2 separate regions of the Homo sapiens genome follow, and region 1 is linked to region 2. Evidence: read pairs that join two places in POLR2A ChIA-PET (ENCODE). Cell type or tissue: GM12878. All regions are shown on one strand. Each heading gives the region's core, and the rest is flanking DNA. Links, peaks and the distances in the headings are about the cores only. Region 1 has its middle 27 kb from the start of KLHL23. Region 2 overlaps CFAP210 (cilia and flagella associated protein 210).

What was found. ChIA-PET counts read pairs that join two places held together with the same protein. Peaks named below come from ENCODE experiments on the same cell type or tissue, not always from the same donor. Only the 100,000 strongest peaks of a DNase experiment are listed, where the experiment ranks them.
Region 1: POLR2A ChIA-PET joins it to region 2 with 5 read pairs; 5 of 35 experiments call an interaction of 5 or more read pairs at or near these places.

What each region holds. Positions count from the first base shown.
Region 1 is chr2:169,756,573-169,764,819 of GRCh38, reverse strand. No RefSeq gene overlaps it. Among named protein-coding and RNA genes, the nearest start is that of KLHL23, 27 kb to the right of the region's middle. In GM12878, for the core only: no CTCF peak of the experiment used is centred there; DNase peaks (open chromatin) are centred at 2,870 and 4,669.
Region 2 is chr2:169,678,345-169,686,762 of GRCh38, reverse strand. CFAP210 (cilia and flagella associated protein 210) reads left to right here. Exons shown (of 9, transcript NM_001085447.2): 2 at 5,530-5,756. Among named protein-coding and RNA genes, the nearest start is that of CFAP210, 12 kb to the left of the region's middle. In GM12878, for the core only: no CTCF peak of the experiment used is centred there; no DNase peak of the experiment used is centred there.

The DNA of each region.
Region 1 (8,247 bases), core at 248-8,247, 78 kb before region 2:
CCAGGTTTGACGCAGGAATTGTACAAAATGGGCCAGGTGCATCTTGTTATACAAGATAGCAAAGAAGCTATCAAAAACTATTAAGGTTTTAACTGAAGTAGTTGGAAACAATCTGCAGACGATTCCACTGGCTCAAGATGGAATAAATCATGCATGAATAAGAGTAACTGCAGTGGACTGAAAAAAAATGTTTAAATTAATGATTTAAAAATGATTAAATAATGATTTTTTTAAAAACCTAACCGGCCGGGCACGGTGGCTCACACCTGTAATCCCAGCACTTTGGGAGGCCAAGGCGGGCGGATCACGAGGTCTAGAGATTGAGACCATCTTGGCCAACATGGTGAAACCCCACCTCTACTAAAAATACAAGAAAAATTAGCTGAGCGTGGTGGTGCACGCCTGTAGTCCCAGCTACTCGGAAGGCTGAGGCAGGAGAGTCGTTTGAACCCGGGAGGCGGAGGTTGCAGTGAGCCAAGATCATGCCACTGTACTCCAGCCTAGCTACAGAGCGAGACTTCCTGTCTCAAAAAAATAAATAAATAAACCTAATAAATCATCTTTGGAGGACGCTAACAACTATTTTGCAAACTAGTAAATAAAGGGAAGAATCAAGCATTTAACCTGCCTTTCCTACACAAACTGTAACTCTGAGTAAACAACTAGTAAATGAGGGAATGTCTCTTTTTATAGAAGTATTTAAACAAATAGACCAAGAAGAGACAACAGCGGTCAGGCGCGGTGGCTCATGCCTGTAATCCCAGCACTTTGGGAGGCCGAGGCGGGCAGATCACGAGGTCAGGAGATCAAGACCATCCTGGCTAACACGGTAAAACCCCATCTCTACTAAAAATACAAAAAATTAGCCAGGCGTGGTGGCGAGCGCCTGTAGTCCCAGCTACTCAGGAGGCTGAGGCAGGAGAATGGCGTGAACCCAGGAGGTGGAGCTTGCAGTGAGCTGAGATCGTGCCACTGCACTCCAGCCTGGGCGACGGAGCGAGACTCTATCTCAAAAAAAAAAAAAAAAAGGAAGAGACAATAGCATTGGAAATCACCATTTTGCAACCCTTAATGAATTAAGGATCTAGGATTGAGCATCTACAGCTGCTAACATCACAGATAACCAGACGTTAGGTTTTTTTTTTTTTTTTTTTTGAGATAGAGTATCACTCTGTTGTCCAGGCTGGAGTGCAGCGGCACCATCTCGACTCACTGCAACCTCTACCTCCCAGGTTCAAGCGATTCTTGTGCCTCAGCCTACTGAGTAGCTGGGATTACAGGTGCCCGCCACCATGCCTGGCTAATTTTTTTGTATTTTTAGTAGAGATGGGGTTTCACCATGTTGGCCAGGATGGTCTCGAATTCCTGACCTCAAGTGATCCCAGCCTCGCAAAGTGCTGGGATTACAGGCGTGAGCCACCACACCTGGCCCAAATGTTAGGTATCTTTTGTCAAACACATCATCACCTATGAAGTAGTCTTGACAAAAACAAAATCAAACCTGAATCTGATTAGGCCTCTAGATCTAAGTATCAACATATAGGACATACAGAGAACAGAGGAATGTGCTAATCTACACAACATGAATCAGTAAAATACCAACATTGAAAAAGTAGGATATATGATCAAGGTTCTTCAACAAATACACTGCCAGGAGTTGAAATAAAGAAGAGATGGACAAGGAATTTATAAAATAAGAGAGCTAAAAGACAAAGCAAAGCTAAATACAGTGTTTAGAGATTTACAGTTGGGTGATGTAGTGAGTTGAATGCAAATATGACCACGTCCTACTACCTGGAACCTATGAATGTTACCTTAATTGGAAAAAGGATCTTTGTAGATGTAATTAAGGATCTTAAGAAAATCATCCTAGAGGCCAGGTGTGGTGGCTCACGCCTGTAATCCCAACACTTTGGGAGGCCAAGGCGGGTGGATCACGAGGTCAGGAGATCGAGACCATCCTGGCCAACATGGTGAAACCCCATCTGTACAAAAAAAATACAAAAATTACCCGGGTGTGATGGCACGTGCCTGTAATCCTAGCTACTCTGGAGGCTGAGGCACGAGAATCACTTGAACCCAGGAGGCGGAAGTTGCATTGAGGTGAGATCTTGCCACTGCACTCCAGCCTGGCAACAGAGCGAGACTCCACCTCAAAAAAGAAAAGAAAAGAAAAGAAAGTCATCCTAGATTATCCTGGTGGCCCTAAATCCAACAACAAGTGTCCTTATAAGAGTTAGGCAGAGGGAGATTTGACACAGATGGAAGAGGAGGAGACAATGTGACCAGGGAGCAGAGATTGGAGTGATGTGGCCACAAGTCAAGGAATGCCAGCAACCACAGGAGGCTGGAAAAGAATGGATTCTTCCCTAGGTCCCCCAGGGGTGCAGCCCTGCTGGCACCTCAAATTCAGACCTCTGGGCTCCAGAACTTTGAAAGAACACATTTCTGTTGCCATCTAGTTTAATTTTTTACAGCAGCCACAGGATGCTCATAATACAGGTGGATAATATCCAAGAGAAAGAAAATAATCCCCATAGTGAAGACAGAGGTTATCGATAAGGGTTTAGGAGATACATGTGGAGGGTGTCTGGGGTAGTTGGCAAGGTATTCTCTCCTGACATGGATGCCAGTTGCAAGGTAGTTGCCCTTTAATAACTCAAGCTGTACATTTGTCTCATGTGGATTTCTGTATTCGTATCATATTTAACAGTAAATAAAGTTTTCAAAAAATCATACAACTAGTAAAGCTCTAATCTCAAATGTCTGCCCGCGCACAAGGAGGGCCTGTGTTCTCTCGACAGGGAAGAAGGTACGACTCATTTCCTTGATGGTCAAGGTGTGAGGAGGGAAAAGCTATAAAGGGTTAGAGAAGGGCTGCAGAAACACACCTTCGGGAAACCACAAGTACCACTTTTATGTATTTATCTGTCCAGGAAAGAACTAGAAACAAAAGTTTGTCTGTGAACTTTCAAATGAAAGATGTATTTCACAAGTCTCTGCTGAAAGTGTTCACAGATTATACATGCTCAGCCTGACTTTTAAATGCCACTGAACAAAGGTTGGGGAGTGGGTAATAATTAACTACAGTCTATTAAGGCTGATGGATACAGTGCTGGTACTTCAGATTTCCCAACGAGAACCTCTGTAGGTACTTGTAGGTATACAATCTTGTGGTCTGTTTTGAATTTCAAAGGTAAAAGTTGAAATGTTGGCAATCTTGTGTATCCAACGTGGCACAATTTGCAGTGACTCTTCCTAAACCAGCTCAGAACACCCTTAGGAGGCGGCCAGTTGGGATCTGCAATATTCACTGGAGGTTTGAGCAGGATGCTCAACACCCGTCCAGTGAGGCCCCCACAAAAATATTATCTTTTAACTCAGAGGGCCCCAGTACGAGTTTAACAGTCTATGACTCACAACTTCAAAATAACATCGAAATTCAATTCAGAGTTAAAGACTGTATGACGATGCCCCGGATTTTAAGAAGACAGTTCTGTTGGCCATATTTTTATGTTCATTGCTATATAGTCCATAAAATTTGTGTCACAACTTCTTCTTTTCTTGAATTTTTATAATTTATATACCCCAATTTTACTAAAGACTACTATATTGTTTTTGTTTTTCAACCTTTATTTTAGGTTCAGGGGTACATGTGCAGGTTTGATATACAGGTTAATTTGTGTCATGGGGGTGTGTTGAACAGATTATTTCATTACCCAGGCATTAAGCCTAGTACCCAACAGTGTTTTTTGTTTGTTTTAAGCAGAGTCTCGCTCTGTTGCACAGGCTGGAGTGCAGTGGCATGATCTCAGCCCACTGCAGCCTCTGCCTCCTGGGTTTAAGCAATTCTCATGTCTCAGCCTCCAGAGTAGCTGGAATTACAAGCATGCACACCCATGCCTGGCTAATTTTTATACTTTTAGTAGAGACGGGGTTTTGCCATTTTGGCCAGGCTGGTCTTGAACTCCTCACCTCAAGTGATCCACCCGCCTTGGCCTCTCAAAATGCTGGGGTCACAGGTGTGAGCCACTGCACCTGGCCCCAATAGTTATTTTTTCTGCTCCTCTCCCTCCTCCAACCCTCCACCCTAAAGTGTTTGTTGCTCCCTTGTGTTCATGGATTCTCAGAATTTAGCTTCCATTTATAAGTGAAAACATGCAGTATTTGGTTTTCTCTTCCTGCATTAGTTTGCTAAGAATAATAGCCTTCAGCTCCATCCATGTTCCCACAAGACATGATCTCACTCCTTTTTAAGGTTGCATAGTATCCCATGATGTATGTGTACCACATTCTCTTTTTGCAATCCGTCATTGACAGACATTTAGGTTGATCCCATGTCTTTACTATTGTGAATAGTGCTGCAATGAACATTTGCAGGCATGTGTCTTTATGGTAAAATGATTTATATTCCTTTGGGTATATGTATACCCAGTAATGGGACTGCTGGGTCAAATGATAGTTGTTTTTAGCTCTTAGAGGAGTCACCACACTACTTTCCACAATGGCTGAACCTAATTTACACTCCCACTAACAGTGTATAAATGTTCTCCTTTCTCCACAACCTCACCAGCATCTGTTATTTTTTTCGTTTTTTAGTAATAGCTATTCTAACTGGTGTGAGATATTACCTCACTGTGGTTTTGATTTGCATTTCTCTAATGATCAGTGATACCGACCTTTTTTTCATAGGCTTTTTGGCCACATACATGTCTTCTTTTGTAAAAGGACTAGTATATCTTGGCCGGGTGTGGTGGCTCACACCTGTATTCCCAGCACTTTGGGGGGCCAAGGCGGGGGAGATCACCTGAGGTCGGGCGTTCGAGACCAGCCTGACCAACATGTAGAAACCCCATCTCTACTAAAAATACAAAATTAGCCAGGCGTGGTGGCACATGCCTGTAATCCCAGCTACTCAGGAGGCTGAGGCGGGAGAATCGCTTGAACCCAGGAGGCAGAGGTTGCAGTGAGCCAAGATCGCGCCACTGCACTCCAGTCTGGGCAACAAGAGCAAAATCCCGTCTCAGAAAAAAAAAAAAAAAAAAAAAAAGGCCAGACACGGTGGCTCACGCTTGTAAACCCAGCACTTTGGGAGGCTAAGGCGGGCAGATCACGAGGTCAGGAGATCGAGGCCATCCTGGCTAACACGGTGAAACCCTGTCTCTACTAAAAATACAAAAAATGAGCCGGGCGTGGTGGCGGGCTCCTGTAGTCCCAGCTACTCAGGAGGCTGAGGCAGGAGAATGGTGTGAACCCGGGAGGTGGAGCTTGCAGTGAGTAGAGATCGCACCACTGCACTCCAGCCTGGGCAACAGAGCGAGACTCCGTCTCAAGAGAAAATAAATAAATAAATAAGAAAAACGACTAGTATATAATGTTAGGTGATGCTTTATTTATTACCTTCAATAAAAATGAGAATTCCTCTCATTTAATTTCTTGACAATAGAATTAATTTCATATAGAGTCTTTCAAATGTGAAACATTGGTAAGTTGTGTTATTTACTACTGTGATAGTTAATGAAGCTTTTTTTTTCTTTTTTTTTTTTTTTGAGAGAGAGGGTCTCACTCTGTCACCCAGGCTGGAGTGTGGTGGCATGATCATAGCTCACTGCAGCCCCAAACTCCTAGGCTCAAGTGACCCTCCCACCCCAACCTCTTGAGTAGCTAGGACTACAGGCATGTGTCACCACGCCCAGGTAATTTTTTGGATTTTTTTGTAGAGATAGAGTTGCACAGGCTGGTCTTAAATTCCTGGCCTCAAGTAATTCTCTAGCCTGGGCCTCCCAAAGTGCTGGGATTATAGGTGTGATCACCACATCTGGCCTAATGAAGCCTTAATATCAGTATTGATATTTCATAACTTTATAAATATTATTTTCTTACACTGCTCTATTTCTTAGCTGTTAAATAATAATTGCTATAGCTAAAACACCTTATGAAATACTTGATATTATGAAATACTTTGGTTGTCTTATATAGATTGACATTTAATAATAATTGGGCTAGGCACAGTGGCTCATGCCTGTAATTCCAGCACTTTGGGAGGCCAAGGCAGACAGATCACTTGAGGTCAGGAGTTCGAGACCAGCCTGGCCAACATGGTGAAATCCCATCTCTACTAAAAATACAAAAATTAGCTGGAGGTGGTGGGGTACCTGTAATCCCAGCTACTTGGGAGGCTGAGGAATGAGAATCACTTGAACCCAGAAGGCGGAGGTTGCAGTGAGCTGAGATCCGGCCACTGCATTCCAGACTGGGCAACAGGCAAGACTTTGTCTCAAAATAATAATTGGCAAATAAATTATGTGAAAACAACTTTTTATATTAGCCTCAAGAAAGATGAACTCTTTATCACCTTGAGTCTTTCTCTCTCCTAGGAGCAAAAACCTTTTTTTTTTTTTTTTTTTTTGGTAGAGGACCACCCCCCTAGAACCCTTCTTCTAATATCTTAGAGGTTAGAACTGCTTCACATACATTCCTCCACCAAACACTGGCAAGGAGGATGGACTATCCATGATTGGCTTAGGGTAATTAAGATTCAAGTTACATGGCCTCCTAATATGCAAAAAGACCTGGGGCTCTTGATAATCTACATCTTTGACACAATTAGTCACTTCTCTTGCATTATATTTTGCTTCCAGCCCTTGGCAGAATGGTCTAATAGTCAATGACCCTGTCACCAACTTCTTTTTTTTTTTCCTAAACCTACTTTCTATCTTCCACTCCTCAGGAGTTCCTGACACCCATCATTGTTTTTTGTTTTTTTCTTTTTCTTTCTGTCAGAAACTCCTCTCAAATCAAATGGAATTGCGAAAGTCAGGATAAGACAATATATCACTATCTGTGGTATGCAGAATAATGGTCCCCTAAAGATGTCTACATCTTGATCTTTGGAATCTGTGTATCAGGTTACATGGAAAGGAGAATTAAGGCTCCTAACACTGATATGGTGAATCCTGTACCACGCTTCTATCCTGCAGAATTATAAAATAAATTTGTATTACTTTAAGCTACTAAGTTTGTGGTAATTTCTTACAGAAGTGATAGAAAACACAATACACTTTCCAAAAATATTTACATTTTAACAAGGGACAAAGCCCTTCCTTGACTTAGCATATTTTTCGTTGCAAGAGATAGAAACTTGATTCAAAACAAAAAAGGATCTATTGGGTCACATCACCATCCAACTGTGGAAAAGACAGGAATGGAACTGTGTCAGGAAGGCCTAGAACCAGACGTTAACATCATCCCCCATCCCCAGTCACTGGGCATCTGTATCTGTTCTCTTCATTCACGCCAGCTTAGTCCCAACAGCAGGGAACTTGGCCAACCACAGCTCTAGGTCTGCCCCCATGACTCAAACACCTCCCATTAGGCCCCATCTCCAATCCTGGGGATCAAATTTCAACATGAGGTTTGGAGGGGAAGAATTTCCAAACCATAGCATTCCACCCCTGGCCCCCAAAACTGATGTCCTTCCCACATGTAAAGTACAATCATCCATCTCAACGGTCCCAAATGTCTTAAGTTGTTCCAGTACCAACTCAAATGTCCAAAGTCCAAAATCTCATCTGAGATTCAAGAACAGTTCCTTTCAGCTATGAGCATGTAAAATAAAAAACAAGTTATTTCATTCCAAGATACAATGGTTATACAGGCATTCCCATGTCAAACATTCCCATGTCAAATGGGAGAAATCAGTGAAAAGAAAAGGGTAATAGGCCCCATGCGTGTCCAAAACCCAGCAGGGCAGGCATTAAATCTTAAAACTCCAAAATAATCTCCTCTATGTCCCACAACCTGGGCACACTGGTGGGTCCTGAGGCCTTGAGCAGACCCATCCCTGTGGCTTTTCTGGGTGCAGCCCATGTGGCTGCTCTCATAAGGTGGAGTCAAATGCCAGAGGCTTTTCCAGGCTGAAGGTACACACTGCTGGTGGCTCTATCATTCTGGGGGCTGGAAGGCAGTGGCCCTCCTGCAAATCCACCAGGCATTACTCTCGCAGAGGCTGGCTGTGAAGGGTCTGACTCTGCCGCAGGCTTTTGCTTGGGCACCCAGGCTTTCCAATAAATCCTCTGAAATCTAAGTGGAAGCCACATCTCCATAGCTCTTGCATTCTGTGGGCCTGCAGAATTAATACCACGTGGATATCACCAAGGCTTCCACCTCGTGCCCTCTGGAGCAGCAGCACCAATCTTATCTGGGGTTCCTGGGGTCATTTGAGCCACAGCTGCTACAGCCTGGGAA
Region 2 (8,418 bases), core at 271-8,270:
GTATTGAGAGGTGGGGCCTTTAAGAAGTGATTGGGTCATGAGGGATCTGCTTTCATGAATGGATTAGAAATGGGGTCTTGCTGTGAATGGATTAATGGCTTATGCTGGAATTGAGACTGTTGGCTTCATAAGAAGAGGAAGAGAGATCTGAGCTAGCATCCTCAGCCCCCTTGCCATATGATGCCCTGCATTACTTCCAGACTCTGCAGAGAGACCTTACCAGCAAGAAAGCCCTCACCAAATGCAGCCCCTCAACCTTGCACTTCTGAGCCTCTATAATTCTAAGAAATAAAATCCTGTTCTTTATAAATTATCTAGTTTCAGGTATTCTGTTATAGCAACAGAAAATGGACTAAGACAGATGGCAATACTTCCCAAATTGATCTACACATTCAACACAATTCCTATCAAAATTCTACTTGGCTTTTTTGTTGATATTGACAAGCTGATCTTAGAATTCATATGGAAATGAAAAGGACAATAGAATAGCTAAAACAATTTTGAATCTGAAGAAATATTAATAAGTAGGAGGACTCACGCTTCATGATATTAAGACTTACTACAAAGCTACACTCATTGGCTGGACATGGGAATGTGCACCTATAGTCCCAGCTACTCAGGTGGTTGTGGCCAGAAGGATCACTTGAGACCGGGAGTTCGAGGGTGTAGTGCACAATGGTTGTGCTTATGAATAGCCACTGCACTCCAGCCAGGGCTACATAGAGAGACCCTGTTTCTAAAAACAATAAAAAAAACTACAGTCACCAAGAGATTGTGGTGTTGGCTTAAGGAAAGACATATAGATGAGTGTAATAGAAATAATGAAATAAACCCATACATCTATACTAAGTGGGTTTTGACAAGAATGTTAATGCAATGGGGAAAGAGTAGAATTTTTAACAAATGGTGCTGGGATAAGTGGATATCCATATGCAAAATAATGAATTTTGACTCCCAAATTTATAGACACCTCACACCACATACAAATATTAGTTTGAAATGAATCATATAACTAAATATAAAAGCTAGAACTATAAAACTATTAGAAGAAAACTTATACATACATCTTTATTATCTTGGATTAGGCAACAATTTCTTAGATATGACACCAAAAGCACAATCAACCCAAGAAAAACAGATTTGGCCTTCCTCAAAATTAAAAACTTTAGTATTAATACATCAAAGAACACTATCAAAAAGTGCAAATACATCCACCGAATGGGAGAAGATATTTGTAAATTATATATATGCTAAGGATCTATAATCCAGATTATAAAGAATTCTTACAACTCAACAATAAAAAGACAGCCCATTTTTAAAAAGGGACAAATGATTTGAACTGATATTTCTCCAAACAAGATGTATAAATAGCCAATAAGCACATGAAATGATGCTCAACTTCATTAGCTATTATAGAAATACAAATCAACACTACAGTGAGATACTACTTCCCACCCACTAGGATGAGTGAAAAAATAAAGGGACAGTAATAACTGTTGGGAAGGATGTGGAGAAATTGAAACCTTCGTATGTTGTTAGTGGAAATGTAAAATAGTACAGCTACTTTGAAAAACAATTTGGTACTTTCTCAAAATGTTAAATATGGAGTTATAATTCTGTTCCTAAGCATATACCAAAGATAATGAAAAATATGTGTCCACACAGAAACCTGTGAATGTTCATAACAGAATTATTCATAATAGTCAAATGGTGGAAACACCCCTAATATCCATCAACTGATGAATGGATAAACAAAATGTGCTACTTCTATAGAATGGAATATTACTCAGCCATAAAAAGGAATTAGGGCCAGGCATGGTTGCTCACACCTGTAATCTCAGCACTTTGGGAGGCCAAGGCAGGTGGATCACTTGAGGCCAGGAGTTTGAGACCAGCCTGGCCAACACAGTGAAACTCCATGTCTACTAAAAATACAAAAAAAATTAGCTGGGCATGGTGGTGCATGACTGTAGTCCCAGCTACTTGGGAGGCTAGGCAGGAGAATTGCTTGAACCCGGGAGATGGAGGTTGCAGTGAACCGAGATTGTGCCACAGCTTTCCACCCTGGGCGATGGAGACAGACTCATCTCAACAACAACAACAACAACAACAACGAAAAGGAATCAAGTATTGATACATTCTACAATGTGAATGAACCTTGAAAACATTATTTGAGTGAAAGAAGCCAGATATAAAATGCCACATATTGTATGATTCCATGCACATGAAATGTCTCCAATGGGCAAATCCGTAGAGCCAGAAAGTAGATTAGTGGTTGCCAGGAGCTATGAGGAGGAGAGGACTGCTAATGCATACAGAGTTTCCTTCTGGAATGATGAAAGTGTTCTGAATTAGATAGTAGTGATAGTTGCCCAGCTTTGACAGTAGAGTAAAAACCATTGAATGCTACTGTTTACAGTGGCGGATTTTTATGTGTATTATAACTCAATAAAAAGATGATCTAATCCATGGAAAATGTGTCAATATGGCAGGTACATGGACTGATTTTAGACACTTTTAGGTAACTTGCCACTGCTTTTGTCCCCTCTCTCCTGCTTGCGAGTCTGCCTATTTATATTCTCTCTCTGTCCATCTGTCTCTGTCTTTCATGTCCCTTCATTCAACTGTGGCCTGCCCTTCTTCAACTTCTCTAACAGCCTCTACTGACATTGTATGAGAGCTACTGTGGGGTAGGAATCTTGGAAGTAAGATTGCCCTCTAAGAGCTAAATTTTACATCAACCAGTGGATTAAAGTGGGGATATATGAAATCATCTATAGCTCTGTTCTCAACCAGGGCTCTCCTGATCTCCAAAGATATGGGGAACTTGCCCCAACTTCAGTGGCCTGAGATAGTAAAAAGCCTTTCCCAAGCTTTCTGTGGGCTTTTTTTTTCTTTGTGGTTACCCAACTCTATTCCCACATTTGTGGCTGTTCTCTTTGTTTGTTCCTGTGTCAGAGTCCATGAAAAGATCTATTTGAATAAAACATCCTGTGAACAGTTAACTCTACTAAAGATTTGAGATGTCAAACAGGAGGGATCACACTTTGCACTGCATAGCTTTCTAACATCCTGCTCTCCTGCCACCGCTGCCAAGGCCCACTTACCACTGTATACTTTGTGGAGAGCAGCTCCTGCCAGAATAGGCCATGTGCTATACTGACCCTCTTTAGAATTTTAGCGAATTAAGTTTAGAATGACTCTTGGGTCAGACAAAGATATTAACATGCCTAGCAATTTGTTAATCAAAAGGCAGATGGTTTAACTTAGAGACCGTTGTTTGGTTAGCTTCTGATTGCAGGTAACAAAAGCCAAGCTGAGCTGGTTTAGGCAAAATAAAGGAAATTTGTTACAAGGCTGTAAGGATGTATTGGTCATGACTCTTAAGTAGAACAGTGTTCTGAATCAAGTTACACCACAATCCCCAGATACGGGAGACACAGTATTCTTCTTTTTATCGTAACTGCTGTGAGTTAGATTAGTCATTTGCAACTAAAGAGTCATGATGATACTCTTTGCAACTAAAGATTCATGATAAAATCAGCTTTGTTTGGCTTTATTTTGCGTGCAGAGGTTTGGTATGTGGTAGGCAAGATAGTGCCTGTGGTTGTAAACTCACACTTTAGTTTAGTCACCAAGTTCTCACCTCTACCTGCCTTAATTTAAACCCCAAGAAGACTTTATTTGGTCCTAAAGGCTTTTCTTTCAGTATCTTTCTCTTTCTGGAACCACGTGATTTTCTTGCTTCTGCCTTTCTCTCTACTTGTTTCATTCTTCTCCTCATACTAATAGTAAAAATAATAATAGCTAATATTTGTTGAGAACATATTATGTACCAGGCGCTAGTCTTAAATTCTTTACGTACAGTAGATACTGTTAATGACCCCATTTTGCAATTAAGGAAACAGATTCAGAAGGGTAAAATAATTTTATCTAGATTCATATAGTTAATATATGGTATGTTCAGAAAAAGTTCAGGTAGTCTGACTCCAGAATCCACACTCTTACCCACTCTGCTGTCCTACCTTTGTTATGCCTGTGGCCACCCATCGTTGTTCAAATGCCTTTCCTATTTTGGTGAATTTCCTTCCTTTGATGTCTTACCTCCTTAAGACAGAAGGCAGAATTCACTTTTTCAGCCACCCTTACAGTTAGAGTGCAAGCATGGGACAAAGACTCAGCCAATCAATTTTACATATGCCAGATTTATATTCTGAAGAGAGCAATATAAGGAAACAAACAGCATGTTGAATCAGTTTGTGTGTGTGTGTGTGTGTATAGAAAATGGCAACAACAGAGTACCAATTTCAGAGGCAACAGTGGCGAAGATTCAAGTATTCAAGTAAATGGTATCCAGTGGGGCAAGTTGTAAATGGGGCAAGTTGAGATGCCTACACAAAGCCGGTTGCCATGGGCCCTCACTGGAACCTCATGATGTGGTTTGTATGATGTCTTGCATATATAGCTTATAAGGATGACTATGGCTCTCTAGGAGATTGAGTCCATTACTTAATGCCCCTTAATTAATTCCTTTTCTGCCTAAATTAGTTAGAGTAAGTTTGGCTGTTAGTAATTAAGAACCTTGATCGATTAAAAGGGTAGGACCGTTTTTCCAAGGAGATCTGTTATGAGTTCCACTGTTTCATTTAGGATGCTTTAAATTCATATAACGGAACACCCAACTCAATCATCTTCAAAAATAAGGACATTTTTTAACTTTATAACAGGAACTCCAGGCTTCAGGTTGAGTTGATTAGCAGAATAAAGAGATCATCATTGCCTCAGATTCTCCCATTGTTTCTTCTTTGCAGTAACAGCTTCTTTGCAATAATAACTTCATTCAAGGCTGGTTTATCTTGTGGTCATAGCTGTTTGTCTGTCTTTCTTCCTTGTTCAAACTTAGCTTGAGAGTCTTTTGGATGTCTCTCCCAGAAGAACAAGGAAGAACTTTTCTAAAAGTTGCAAGTAAACCTTTTGTCCTGTTTCTTTGCTTTTTAAAGAAATAATGATTGACAATGGAGATACAAGTGTTCTTAAACCAATTAGGCCCACCCTGGGACTATAGTGAGTTCTCCAAATTATGTTGCTGCTGCTCAGTGGGAAGAGGTTGAGTAGAGTCAGTCATAGTGCCTACAGCCCCAAAAGATGAACACCCACCCACAAAGTTATCCATTTATAAACTGCCACTTTGTTAACTTTGAAAAATACTTTTATAACAAGCTGTTGGGATGGGTATTACTAGGAGATCTCTATTTTAAAGATGAGGATACTGAGATTCCAAAAAGTTAAATGACTTGCCCAAGTTTACACAGTAAGGAAGTGATTAAGCAAGGACTCAAATATATGCCTTCTGATTTCAAGGCTTTGTATTTTTTTTTTCACTTAATCATAGCTGTTCTTAGGATAACAAGAGTAAATTAAGTATTTGAAATAATTTCCAGTTATCATGCCAATATCGGAACTTCTCAGACGAATATCACTTAAACTGTTCCCGTAAGTCTTTAATAATCATTTTTTACAATTTATTAGAAATAAGAAACTCTGAAGAAGATCAAGTTCTCTATCTGCCTCTTCTACCTAGCAAAGTAGATCTCCAGCAGGTCACCATAATTCCACACGATGAGTGGAAAAGGATTCAAGATAGCCTTGACAGGTTGACAAGAGAAGCAGCATGCCTCCGTGCAGAAAGAAAGGCAAAGAAAGAAATGCATTTGCGATCTCAAGAAGTGGTAAAACACTGGACTAATACATATGCAGTAAGTATTAACCATCCAGGAGTACACATGCACTGAAGACTTACTCTTGTTTCTTAGTACTCTTATGCTTCTTTTTATAAATTTTTTTACATGTAAAATTTCATAAAAATGCATCGAAACATATTTTCAACAGTGTTATTTAGGTATAAGTGATATACAATGAATTGGACATATTTGAAATGTACAATCCTATAATTTTGACATATGTATAAACCCCAAAACCATCATTACTATTAGGATAATGAACATGTTCTTCACCCCAAAATTTCCTCATGACCTGTTTTGTTCCCTCTTATTTCTCCCTGCTCCTCTTCTGGATCCTTAGGTAACCACCGATCTGCTTCCTATTACAGATTTCATTCAACACAATTACTTTGAGATTCATTCATGTTGTGGGTATCAATTGTTAATTTTTATTGCTGAATCGTATTCCATTGTATGGATATACCACAGTTTGTTTATTTGGTCACTTTTTGATGGTTGACATCAATGAAACGTTGACATTTGAGCTGTTTCCCTTTTTGGCTATTACAAACAAAGCTGCTATGAACATTCACTTATAAGTCTATGTATGGACATATGCTTCCATTTCTCTTAGTAAATATCTTCGTGTAGAATAGCTGTCTTTTATGATAGGTGTATATTTAACTTTGTAAGAAACTTCCAAACTGTTATCCAAAGTAGTTGTAATTTTGCATTCCCAATAATAATCTTTGAGAGTTCTATTTCCTCTCCATCCTCAACAACACTTGGTATAGTTGGTCTTTTTAATTATAAACATTCTAATAGGTGTGCAATATCTCATTATAGTTTTAATTTGAATTTCTCTAAGTAAAAATGATGTTGAATATCTCTTCCTGAACTTATTTTCTATCAGTATATCTTCTTTGTTGATGTATCCATTCAAATATTTTTCCCATTTTAAAATTAGTTTTGTCATTGAGCTTAGATAATTTTTAAACTATATTCCAAATACAAATTCATTATTAGGTATTTGACTTGAAAATATTTTCTCCCACTCTATATCTTGACTTTTCATTTCCTTACTGTGTCTTTTGAAAAGCAAAAGTTTTTACTTTTAGTGAAGTATGGTTTATCAATTTTTCTTGTATATATCATTCTTTTAGTGGCTTATCCAAGAAATCTTTACCTAATCTAATGTCACAAAGATTTTCTCCTATGTTTTCTTTTAGAAGTTTTAAAATTTTAGATTTCACCAAATACTGCATGTTCTCACTTATAGGTGGGAGGTAAATGCTGAGTACACATGGACACAAAGAAGGTAACAGTAGACACTGGCACCTTTTTTTTTTTTTTTTTTTTTTTGAGATGGAGTCTCGTTCTGTCACCCAGGCTAGAGTGCAGTGGGGCAATCTCGGCTGACTGCAAGCTCCACCTCCAGGGTTCACGCCATTCTCCTGCCTCAGCCTCCTGAGCAGCTGGGACTACAGGCATCTGCAACCATGCCTGGCTAATTTTTTGTATTTTATTTTGTAGAGATGGGTTTTCACCATGTTAGCCAGGATGGTCTTGATATCCTGACCTCGTGATCCACCTGCCTCGGCTTCCAAAGTGCTGGGATTACAGGCCTGAGCCACTGCGCCCAGCCGACACTGGCACCTGCTTAAGGATGGAGGAGGGTGGGAGGAAGATGTCGACTGGATATTATGCTGATTACCTGGGTGACAAAATTATCTGCACACCAAATCCTTGTGACTTGCAATTTACCTGTGTAACAAACCTGCGCATGTAGCCTTTGAACCTAAAATAAAAGTTGGAAAGAAATACATATTTTTTGGTTTCCTGTATAGGTCTATGAACCATTTTAAATATGTGCTTATATGCAATGAGGTATTGATTTTTTTTGTTTTTGTGTATGAAGATCAATTGTTCTTGCATAATTTATTGAAAATACCATTCTTTATCCACTACATTGCCTTTGAACTTTTCTTGAAAATCCACTTGCGTATATATATTCAGGCGACATTTCTGCACTATCTATTCTGTTTTATTGCTCTATTTATCTGTCTTTACTCCAATAATACACTGTCTTGATGACTGTAGATTTAATAATAGGTCTTGAAATCATTTCTTTTTCAAAGTTGTTTTCACTATTCTAGGTCCTTTGCACATCCTTATGATTCTTTTAATTTTAATTTTTTATTTTATTTTTATTTTTTTTGAAATGGAGTCTCACTCTGTCGCCTAGTCTGGAGTGCAGTGGTGTGATCTCGGCTCACTGCAACCTCCACCTCCCGGGTTCAAGCAATTCTCCTGCCTCAGTCTCCTGAGTAGCTGGGAATACAGGCCCGCACCATCATGCCCGGCTAATTTTTGTATTTTTAGTAGAGACTGGGTTTCATCATGTTGGCCAGGCTGGTCTCTAACTCCTGACTTCAAGTGATCTGCCAGCCTTGGCCTCCCAAAGTGCCGGGATTACAGGCGTGAGACACTGTACCTGGCCATTATGAAATTTAGAATCTGCTTGTCAATTCATGCGAAAAAGCCAGCTGGAATTTTTATTGGGATTGTGTTGAATCTCTAGATCAATTTGGAGATAGTTACATTATGACAATATTGAATCTTCTGAACCATGAACATATTCTCTCTATTTGTTTAAGGCTTAATTTCTTTCTTTCTTTCTTTTTTTTTTTTTTTTTTT